Linked DNA regions of Mus musculus: region 1 is linked to region 2. The links are chromatin contacts, found by Hi-C or POLR2A ChIA-PET in ENCODE. All regions are on one chromosome and are shown on one strand. Each heading gives the region's core, a stretch centred on a gene start or an enhancer-like site at or near the end of the contact. The rest is flanking DNA. Distances are from core to core; before and after follow the strand shown.

Region 1 (5,315 bases), core at 2,160-4,659, 200 kb after region 2:
TTAGACAGGTTTTTGAACCAATCACAAAACAGCTCTTTCCTGTATGCTTTTATCTTCCCATGTAGTATTTCTCAGATAATTTCCCCTTAAAAACAAACAAACAAGACAAGACAAGGCTACCCTGGGAGACCTTTCCCTGCTGCTAAACTGTGTTAGCCGCTTTTCTCCTGGCTGAGACCAAATGCCTGAAAAGCACAGGAAGAGAGGAAGGGTTTACTCTGACCCACCGTTGAGAAAATACAGTCTTCTGTGTGGATAAGGAGGCACGCAGCAGCTGTGGGGTCTGACTGGTCACATTGCATCCACAGTCAGGAGGTAGACAGGACAGGAAGTGGGGCCAGGATAAGAATACTGGCTAAAAAAAAATTGTTTTTTTTAAATATATAAAGGATGAAATTTATCCTTGGATATCCTGTTCCGAGTTTTTCTCCAAGTTATACATACACAAAGGAAACAAAACCAATCCGTTCTCCCTCCCTAAAGCTCTCTGTCTCTGACACTTTGAGAACTCATGCCAGGGTACTCTTTTCAAACTTTGTTTGTTTGGGTTTTGCTTGCTTGTTTGTTTGTTTGTATTTTTAAATTAATGAGCAGTAAGACCCCTGGAACATTCAATTGCTAAAACTTTGCATAAAATGATGGGGTCAAAGCCTTAAATGGAGTGTTTCATGAAAACTTCAGTAATAAATTTTAAAAGTTTGAAGAAATCTTCACTCTATCCTCCTAGAAAAATCAGACGCTCTGGGGCTGCAGAAATGGCTAGGTGGTTATGAGCACCTGCTGCTCTTGCAGAGGACCAGGGTTCAATTTCCAGCACCCACATGGCAGCTCACAGCTGTCTGTAACTCCAGCTCTCAAGTTTTAGGAAGTCTGATGTTCTCTTCTGGCCTCCAAGAACACTTACTGCAAACGCACGGTAAACAAACAGACAGGAAGGCACACACATACACATGTGCACATAAAAGAAGGCACACACATACACATGTGCACATAAAAGCAAACAAGATTATATTTAAAAAAAAACCAGAAGCTCTGAAAGGTTTGTTGCTAGGGATGAGGACAGAGCAAAGACCCAAAGCTTTTGCTCAGCACTGTGTTCTCCCTGTCGGAAACTTCTCTTGTCACTAACCCCGCTCCTCTACAACAGTGGTCTCTGTCCTCTTGAGAACAGATTGGCCTCTGCCCGTACTGCCACCTTCATTTTCAGCAGAGACTGGAGACACAGCTTTTCTCCAAGGAGCCCTTTTTGGTGCTGTCTGACCTGCAGCGTGTCCTCTCGGTTTACAGAGCAAGTGATCTTAGTTGCTGCAAATCCTACTGTGCAGTGTGATCACTCCTTCTGCAGAAATGCTCCTGAGAGCTTGGCCTTACCTTGCTGCTCTGCAGGCGCTGGGTAATTAGATCTAGGTTTGCCATATCAACCCTGGCTGCTCAGTGAGGGTGGGTGGCCAGGGGGACAACTGTCTCTTCTGTGACACTGCTGGCATTTGGGGAAGAGACTGAATAACAGTTAAATAGATGCTAGATATAGAGCTAACCTGTCCCCACACTGTCCACCTAAGGTCCATAGCAACATTTGACTCAGAGGGGCATCTTCATGGGGGTTCTTGGGATCCGTGGAGTATCTCGGGCTGACATCGTGGCTTCATGGTCTTAGGGTGTGACCCTGACTGACCCGTTGAACCCCAAGCATCTGACCCATTTAAACATGACACTCTTTATAAACTGGCATCTCTATGTTGTATTTCTTCTCTCTGGCTGCAAGGAGAAAGTCTTCTCTCTCTCCTGACATGAAAACAGGAGCAGGGAAGGAGGCTACTGCAAGCAATGGACAGCAGCCATGGGCTAGGTAGGTCCTCTGCTCTCGAAGCCACCAGCATGACTTGGTAGGGCTTGCTGCCCATCTCACTGCAAATGTACTCAGCTCACCTACGATGTCTCCGACATCCCTCTGAGTATAGGGGAGTGGTGGCTGTGGGAAGGGGGATGTTATGTCACAAGCAAGCCAACTATCATTTGGAGCCTTTTCAAGGTTCCCCCTTTCCTTATCTCCCTGCCCTTTCTGCTGCTGCTGTCACCGGGATGCCAGCGTCCAAATTGGCACAGGGCCCCAACCCAAGCAAGCAACAGCTGCATTGACAGCCCGATGAGTGACCCACCCTGGGGACCCACTGTGGGACCCTCAGCTGTCACCTTCCTGTGGCCTTCCATTTTCCCCAGTGGCAGAAAGCAGGAAACAGCAGCTGGTCCCCTGTTTACAAGGTCAGGTAAACACAGGGAGACAGACAGCTCTCCGTCTCCCCTTGGACTCCCGCATCTTAACTTAGCCCCAAGCCAAGGACTAAATCCAGCCACAAGTGCAATTCCAATGGAGGGCGGTGAGCCTGAAAAGCAGCATTATCTGCTGTGAGGTAACAGTGGGTGCCTGTGAAGGACACGGAGTTAAATTGGAAGGGAATTTGAATGACAAGCTGGCATGATGTCCATCTCCCTAATGATGGGAGAAGTCACTGGGAAGGCAAAAACTGCCAGGCCCAGATCTGGGTTTAAAAGCTTCCTCGTGGTTTCGAGTCACCAGCTTAGCTCAATGTCTAAAACAAAGAGAATGAATTATGGAACAGAACGAGGGGCCCTTGTTAATTTTCCTACTGATCCCTGTGAAGTGAAGCGAGCGCTTTATTCTAGGGGTGACGTCTCTCCCAGGCTCTCTCTGGAGAGGCGCCGGCAGACCCACATGTCCTTACTGTTTCCTTTACTGACTTATACGGCTTTTTCTACATATAGCAACAAAATATGTACATTTCATGCTACATCTATAGCAATCTGAGTCGTGATTTTTTTGTAGGACCATAAAGGTCACTTAGATGATGTAATTGACTAACACATACCAGAGAATTAGACTATGTGACTGGCCTGTCTGTGTGTTATAGAGCCATCCACACAGGGCATCTAGCTTGGCCATCTGGGTGAGTTCCGGTCCAGCTCTGTCCGGAACCCAGTGAAACAATCATCCGAACTTCACGTTTCTGTATCATCCTTCATCAGAGAAGATGAAAGGACTTCACAAACTCGGGCGCCCTCTTTGATCTAAGCCCCTGTCTAGTGCACTCATGTCCATTGTAAATTCTGCACTCGCCCTGCAGATGGCCCTCCCTTATGCAGAGCAGCGGAGAGCCTCCCGCCAGCAGCTGCCAGGAGGACCAGGAAGCCCTGGGAGGACCCTGGGTGGCAGTTCTGCAGAACTGTCATTGAGGGAAGGGAAGCATTCAGAAGCAGCTGGGACTGGGCATCAGATGGGTGTGGCTGTTGTCCGAGGCTCTGACTTTGCTCCCTTCTGGGCACACCCAGTGCTTTGGTTCTTAGCTTTATGAGAAAGACTCTGAAATATATATCCCAGGCTCAGATTCTCCCTTGAGTCCAGCCAGGCATCCCAGCTGTCTCCCAGGCATCCCCAGCCTCATGTTTCAGTGAATACAGGCTCAGCTTCCAGCAAATGTGGAGTGTGGCCGGCTTCTGTGCCCGGCTATCCCTCCCAGATAGCTCCTGTCCCTGGCATACCCCCATTCTGCTTGTTAGTGACAGCTGTGGGGAAGGTGTCAGGGGCTCTGTGCTCTCAAGAGACCTGCATTTCAGAGAGACTACGGAAGGGTGTCCTCAGCAGGAAGGATTTTGGTGGGGCTGCACAGTTAGGAAGTGACAGCGCAGGACTGTGGGTCTCCTTGGACAGCGGATCAGCAATGGCTTCCTTGAGGAGAGGGTGAGAACAGCAGGCTCTGCGTTTGCAATGAGGCTTGCTTGTGGACCAGAAAAGCTCCAGGCTGCTGGTGTTCCCCGACCTGTGAGCCTGGGCCTCAGCAGCCTCAACAAGCAAGCCACCTGTCCCCAGCATCTCCAAAACCAGTAGTAAAAAGTAGGAAGGGAGATTTGCTCAATGTGACCACACTGGGGGGAGGAACAGAGAAGTTCAGGGATCCCCCCAAAGTCCATTTGTAGGGTCTCAACCTGAGGTTTAGGTTTTAGTGAGCAAATGAGGCAGGGCAGTGAGCCAGTTCTGTCAAGTCTGACCCATGATCACTGTCTGGACTCAGGCCTCTCTGCAAGATGGCCTGACATGTTGTCCGGAGTGTAAAATCTTCCTGGGGTAGAAGCACTCCTCTGGCTGGAAGCAGGCTTCAGCCTTTTCCTTGTCCAAGCATGAGATTCTTGGGAGAAAATTCCAGATAGCCAAAAGGAAAGGCACAGCTGTCTTTAGAATATCCTGGCTGCCGCCTGGATAGTCACACTGGGGGGCGGGGGTGGGGTGGTTAGTAAGGAGGCACACAAGATCCGCACAGTAACACCAGTGCCTTCCAGCCCAAGGGAGGGTTTTCAGTGTGGTGCTTATGTCCCTCATTGGCTTCCTTGGCTGAGACATTAGGGACGTGCCCTGCTCTGATGTCCTCTCTCCCCCCACAGAGGGCTCGGCAAGGAATGGGGTGGGGGTTTGGGAGGGGAGCAAGGTTTCCTGTTCTCCATCTAGGGTCTTCAACAGAGTCCTCTGTGTTCAAAAGGAAAACAAAGAGTCCTTCTGCGATCCCTGGGAAAGTACCACGTAGCCTGGGGCCTGGGAGCTGGGATGGGCTCGTCCTCCAAGTCCAGGCTTCTTCATCCTTTGAGAATTTAAATCTCGGGGCACACCTGCTCGGGCATGCTCACTGAGGTAGGGGGTGAGAGTGGGTGGTCTAACGGAGCCGGCTGCCCACCCCCACTGCTCACCTGCTGAGTGCTGGAAACCAGGACAGGCCCTTTCCTAGCCTGTGAAGCACACACCCCTCCCCCCGTCCAGGCAGCAGGTAGCACGCAGCTAAGTGGGGGCAGAGGAGAGACTCTGTGGAGATCAAGCTGTGCCCTACTCTAAATGACTCCAGACTATATAAAGCAGTGGTTTTTCAGTCTGTGCCTTGCCTCAGGAGACTCCATTTTACAAGCAGCTTTTTGAGAGAGGAGGCCTGCAGGCCCTGGGTGAAGCAGGAAACTGCATGGTCTATCTGTCTGTACATACAGCCATCTCAGACTGATACACGACTTATTCTGGAAACAGAAAGGGAACCATCCGATAAGTTTATCAGAGTGAATTGGGGCTATAGGGGCACATGGCCGTGTTAGAATCAGGTCATCAAAACCACACAAGACATGATCAAACAAGAAACGGGGTCACACCATTATCTGGACCCCTGTGGGGTAAGGTGGGAGGCTAGGAGAGTCAGGTGTAGGCTGCAGATAGGGGCGTGGGCTCTGTGTTGTCTAAGCAGTTTGTATTTTAACCCTTGCTCTTT
Region 2 (4,992 bases), core at 2,379-4,878:
GAATCCTTCATAAACTGACCATTTCACTTCAAAAACTAATTCAGAATATGCTTCACTCTATTATCCTGGCTGATTTGAAATGGTATTTTCAGAAGGGACTGAACGTCACTACAGGGGTGGAAATGAAGGTCTATAAGAACGAAAGCACTCTGAGTGTGCAGCAGAAAACCTTCCCACTACCAGTACTGCTCTGACTTCACCCGAGGGAAATACACTTGTGTTTTACAGTGACAGATCTTCACTGGGAACTTAAGAATTTCACCTCTATTCGTCATCCTTTACTCCGAGAAGCCTGAGCATTTGGTGTCTCACACTGTAAGCAGATGTGCCCTAGACCACCTGTTCTCTCACAGACGCTCCTACCCTCCCAGGCCAGTCTTTTAACTGTACTGAGTACTGTACGACTGGTTCTCCTTACAGAGTAACCAGGATCCATTCCACACAAACTTGCAGAGATCGAGGAAAAGTGACCTGTGTTCTGTCCACCGGAGGGCGCTCGGCATGACTAGAGCACTGCCGTCTCAATTGAAACTGGGAAATGTGTCTTAAGAGACACAACTAAGTCCTAGCAGGACTGCCTACTTCCTTTAAAGGCCTTCTCCCCATGGAAGATTAGATGCTTTCTTCCAGAATTATACCCCAGCAGAAAAATCAGGGTTCTTAGTCAAGGGAAGCTTGATTTTACATTAAATACAAAGGAAGATTTCTTAGGTAAACAGAGGAAAAAAAGACCTTTCTCCGGAAAGTTCTGATTCACTTTCAATTGACACAAAACACTTTTCCTTTTATAAAACTTGTAGCTAACCTAGGAACCACACCATGACCGGTGTTGCTGAAGAGCAAGCATCGCAGGGCTGCCTAACATTCCTCAAGCTGCGTCCTCTCAGGACAGAGGCTGCCTCCACAGGCCTCAGAACTGTAGCTGCTCATCTACTTTACTCTCTGTGGCATGAAGATGTCTTCAGTGAGATTGTTTTAAATAAAAAGGAGTTGACAGGGGCCACAAAACAACAAAAGAAAATGGAGTTAAAATGTTTGTACGTTTGCAAGGTTTTTACGAGTTTGTGAACACCGTTTCAGGAGTTTGTCCCTCGGGTTTGCTTCTGGCCAAGGACACTAAAAATTTACCACTAGGTGATGGGCAGAGACCACGACCTGGCCTCACCTCACCTCACCTCAGCACTGATATTTCAGTTGACTCCATCTACTTTCACTGTCCACTTCCTGCTTAGAAGTACAGCAACAAACGACTGTAAATATACCACTCCACTCCACTCGCCACCTGCAGTGTGCACAGGCTCTTGTCCATGCTCTGCCCTGAGTTTATTTGCAAAAGGGCTCCACCAGTTTTCCTGAGCACACATTTCAAAATACACTCCGACTAAGAAAGTTCCCCATCCTCCACCTTGGCGGTGGGATTCTGGGATTCTGAGACTCGTGAGCTAAGGCTTCACTCACAGTCTCTAGTCCCATCGTCACTACAGCAGTAGATACTTCCCTTCAAGCTGGAGACATAGATACCCAATATACAGTCTCTAAACTAGTGTTCTCAATCTGGGGGTTCAACAACCCTTTCACAGGGGTCACCTAAGACCGTGGGAAAACATTTACATTATGGTTCACAACAGTAGCAAAGTCAGTTGTGAAGTAGCAAGGAAAGTTTTACGGTTGGGGTCACCATAACAGTTGAGAAACTATTTTAACAGGTCACAACATCAGGAAGACTGACTGAGAAGCACTGCTCTAGACTATGAGAAATGATCACATGACAGTTAAACTCTATTTCTTCACGCCTGCATTCGATTAAATGTTTCCCTATCTGAAGATAGTCTTTTTACAGACTGTGAGGCCCAGGACTCTGTCCCAGGCAAGCTAAGCTTTCCAGATAGCCTGCTTCCTTAATTAAGGACTTCAGCCTGGGAGGGTTTGTTGTAGAGAAACATCTGCAAGTTTCCAACTTCCTTGCCACCACTAAAGGCCTTGTCCAGACTCGGCCTTGAGGACAAAGGTTAGGTAGGTCACAGAATGACTATCCCCAGTACCATCAACAATGTTGTCCGCTGTGAAAGGGCGTTCTCAAACAAACCTTGGAGGCACTTCATTTTAATTTCGGGGATTTCTGAATGTTTAAGGTGAAAGTGAACTAAATGTAACTGCGGGCCTTAACTCAAAGTTTGAGCCGGACATACAAAACCGAAATACAAAGGCCACAAGCTTAAGCAACATTAAATTAGAACCAAGAAAGCAAGCTCTTTCCCGGGACGAGGAGAGACTGCACTGAGACATCTGCAAACCTCAAGTAAATAGCGAAATGGCTTCCTAAATCCCAGACAAAACGCTTCACAACTTGGCCATGTGAAAAACATGAGGCAGACTTTATCAAAGGCAAAGCTGCCGTCTCCTCAGCTTGCTGTCTGGTCTAAGCCACCATTATTCATGGCACAAAGCTCTCGTTTCACTAAAACCACTCCTCGATTTCCTCTCGCCGACCTCCGCATACCAGCAGCCCAGCCGCTCTCCATTCAGAGCTCAGGCCCCGGGAGGGGGGCTGCGGGGGGCGCGGGGGAGGGGAGCCCACAGATGTCTGGAGACCCGAGCCCGAGACAAAGCTGCCCCGCAGCCAGCGGGCTCACCGGAGCGGGCCTGGGGTACCGAACTTGGGAGCGTCGGTTCCAAGTCTGGTCCCCCAAACAACACTCAGAACAAGTCGCCAGGCTCCCACGCCCTGGCGGTCCGCGCTCCGGCCACTCCGTCTCGCTCAGAAAGCAAACGCGCTGGGGAGAAACACTTGGAGCGGACCCCACACTTACTGGCTAAGGGCAAGTCCCCCTCCCCCAAGCCCAGGTTTCGGATCCCGCGCACCTCCCCCCCCCCCCGCCTCCAACACCAGGAGTGGCCGGTGACTCGTCCACGGTCCCAAATTCCCGCCAGGACCTCGGCCCCGCAGCCACCAACCCCACGCGAGTCCAAGAAGCCACCCTCCGAGAACACGCTCCTGACGCATCCCGCCCGCTGCATCCAAGTTTGGCGACTCCACGGCTTAAAGTTGTTTGGATTCAAACTCACAGTCAGGTCGTTGCAGGGAGAAAAAAAAATTTGTCTGTGCGTGCTCCACGAGGGACAGAGGGGACGAGCGCCAGGTCTCGCGTCCCCCCGGCTCCGCGGGCCACGGAGGCGAGGCCCCCGCCCACCCCGCCCCCGCGGCGGCCCCAGCCCGGACGCGAACCGCGGTCCCCACCCCCCACGGCGGCCAGCCGTCCATCCGGGCTCCCGGCGCGCGCCCGCCCGGCCCCGGCCCCAGCCCGCGCGTCCCCGCGGCCTCCCGCCGCCACCCGGCCCGCGAAGTTTCCCGCTGGCGCGGCGCGAGCCGGCCCGCCGCGGCGCCGCACCTCAGGCCCGCGCGCTGCTCACTCGCGGCCGCCCGCTCGGCCTCGGCCTCCTGCACTGACGGCTCGGCGCCCACCGTGCTCCGTCTCCGCCTCCCCGGGCCGCGGGCTTCACAGGACACGAGCTGACGCGGCCGCCACCGAGCGAGGGCTTAAGATGGCGCCGCACAAGGAGCGATTTATAAGCGGCGCGGCACCGTGTATCCTGCCGCTGCCGCTCCGCGCGGAGCGTTCCGCCGCGCGAGGACGAGGGGCGGGGCGCGGGCGGGCCGGGGAAAGTAGTCCCCGCCAGTCCGAGTCGCTCTGCGCGTGCGCCGCCGGGAGGGGCCGAGCCGGGGCGGGGCGTCCAGACGCCGCTCCATTGGAAACTAAAGGAATCGAGAGCGGGCCGCCGCCGCGGGCCGGGTGGAGTGCGGCCTCGGACGGCGCAGGTTCGAGGCTGCCATCACCGGTGCACCGGCCGCCACACCCCTGAACCACCATTGGACCCCACCACACTTTACCGCTCCCAGGAGTGTCCCGCTTCCCTTCCCGCTGTGCCTCTGGAATCCGGACAGGGAACCTGGGGCCCAGCCACCTTTCCTCCCCACCCCAGGAGGCCTTGGAGTCCCCAAGAGTGTCTGCGAACATCTATTAACAAGTGATTCAGCTCCACCACTGCGTTCACCAGCGTGATTCCTAGAAACCCCATCTTACCCAGACTCACTGGGTCAGTAGAACCAGGCGTGGGGACCAAGGACAGCGATTTTTCTGTATTGTTTGAGAAACTCGAGTGTGTTGCTGAGAGGACCTGTGGGTAACCTCTTAAATTTTCAAAACTAATTTTGTATCCTTCGAGAGCTCCCCCCCCCCCAAATCATGACAATAGGGTGAAGTTGGATCTTCTCTTGGAAATGGCCCCATTGTTGTCCTTCACGATTGGCACTTGTCAAAACTGGAGCAGTTGGGGTGAATTGGCTGTCTCCAGCCTATTATTCTGAGCTCACGTCTCTTCCCAAACAATGGCAACAGGGAAAGTTGCCCCACTGCCTTCTTTCATCCCAGCGCTGTAATTAACGCAAGTAAACAATAGGTCCTTATGTACAGGTACTGGCAGGAAGCCCATGCATCACTGAGGCAGGGCCGGTGCTGTAGGGCCAGCTTAGTTTTTAAATGACTCAATTTTCTATCTTAAAGACATATCACCGTAACTCTGTGAACCACCACAGTCCACCATGCTGGAGCTGCTCAGTGAGGGCCTTTGTCTAGACCTTTCCCCTCTGCAGCTCTGCTCGGATTTCCGGAGAGTAAACTCTGCTGCTGGCTGGGGCTGACTTGGCCTGCCATAACTCAGAGAGATAGAGCAGGAAAAGGTATTTTACCAAAGCCCTACCAGTGGTGGTTGCAGCTACCAACCCCTAATTTTAATTGTCACATGCAGAGTTAAAGAATATTTGGTCGATTCGTTTAAAATTAGATAGCTGACTTCACCTCTGTCCGGGGTTTCCTTTCTTTTCTTTTCTTTTTCTTTTTTTTTTTGGGGGGGGGGGGGGTTCCTTTCTTTTCTTTTTCTTTTTTTTTTCTTTTTGACACTTGCTTCTTTTTCTGTGTCCCAATTTTGCTTCTT

What was found. A loop is a pair of places that touch in the nucleus more often than their neighbours do. ChIA-PET counts read pairs that join two places held with the same protein, here RNA polymerase II (POLR2A).
Region 1: a loop to region 2 is called in a map of heart, with 2.6 times the contacts of the local background. The contact joins the enhancer-like site here to the promoter of Ctnnb1 in region 2. A Hi-C loop is called at or near these places in 2 of 37 maps with a recorded cell type or tissue (both heart). POLR2A ChIA-PET finds 5 or more read pairs at or near these places in 2 of 5 experiments (Patski and embryonic stem cell).

The regions. Positions count from the first base shown.
Region 1 is chr9:120,732,230-120,737,544 of GRCm38, reverse strand. No RefSeq gene overlaps it. Among named protein-coding and RNA genes, the nearest start is that of Gm39458, 59 kb to the right of the region's middle. Within about 2 kb of position 3,409, at least 1 of the 3 ENCODE cell types and tissues checked has a DNase peak (open chromatin) inside an H3K27ac peak, as active enhancers do; it is heart, where a contact is called at or near this core.
Region 2 is chr9:120,932,036-120,937,027 of GRCm38, reverse strand. It overlaps Ctnnb1 (catenin (cadherin associated protein), beta 1), which reads right to left and starts at 3,628. Exons shown (of 15, transcript NM_007614.3): 1 at 3,390-3,628.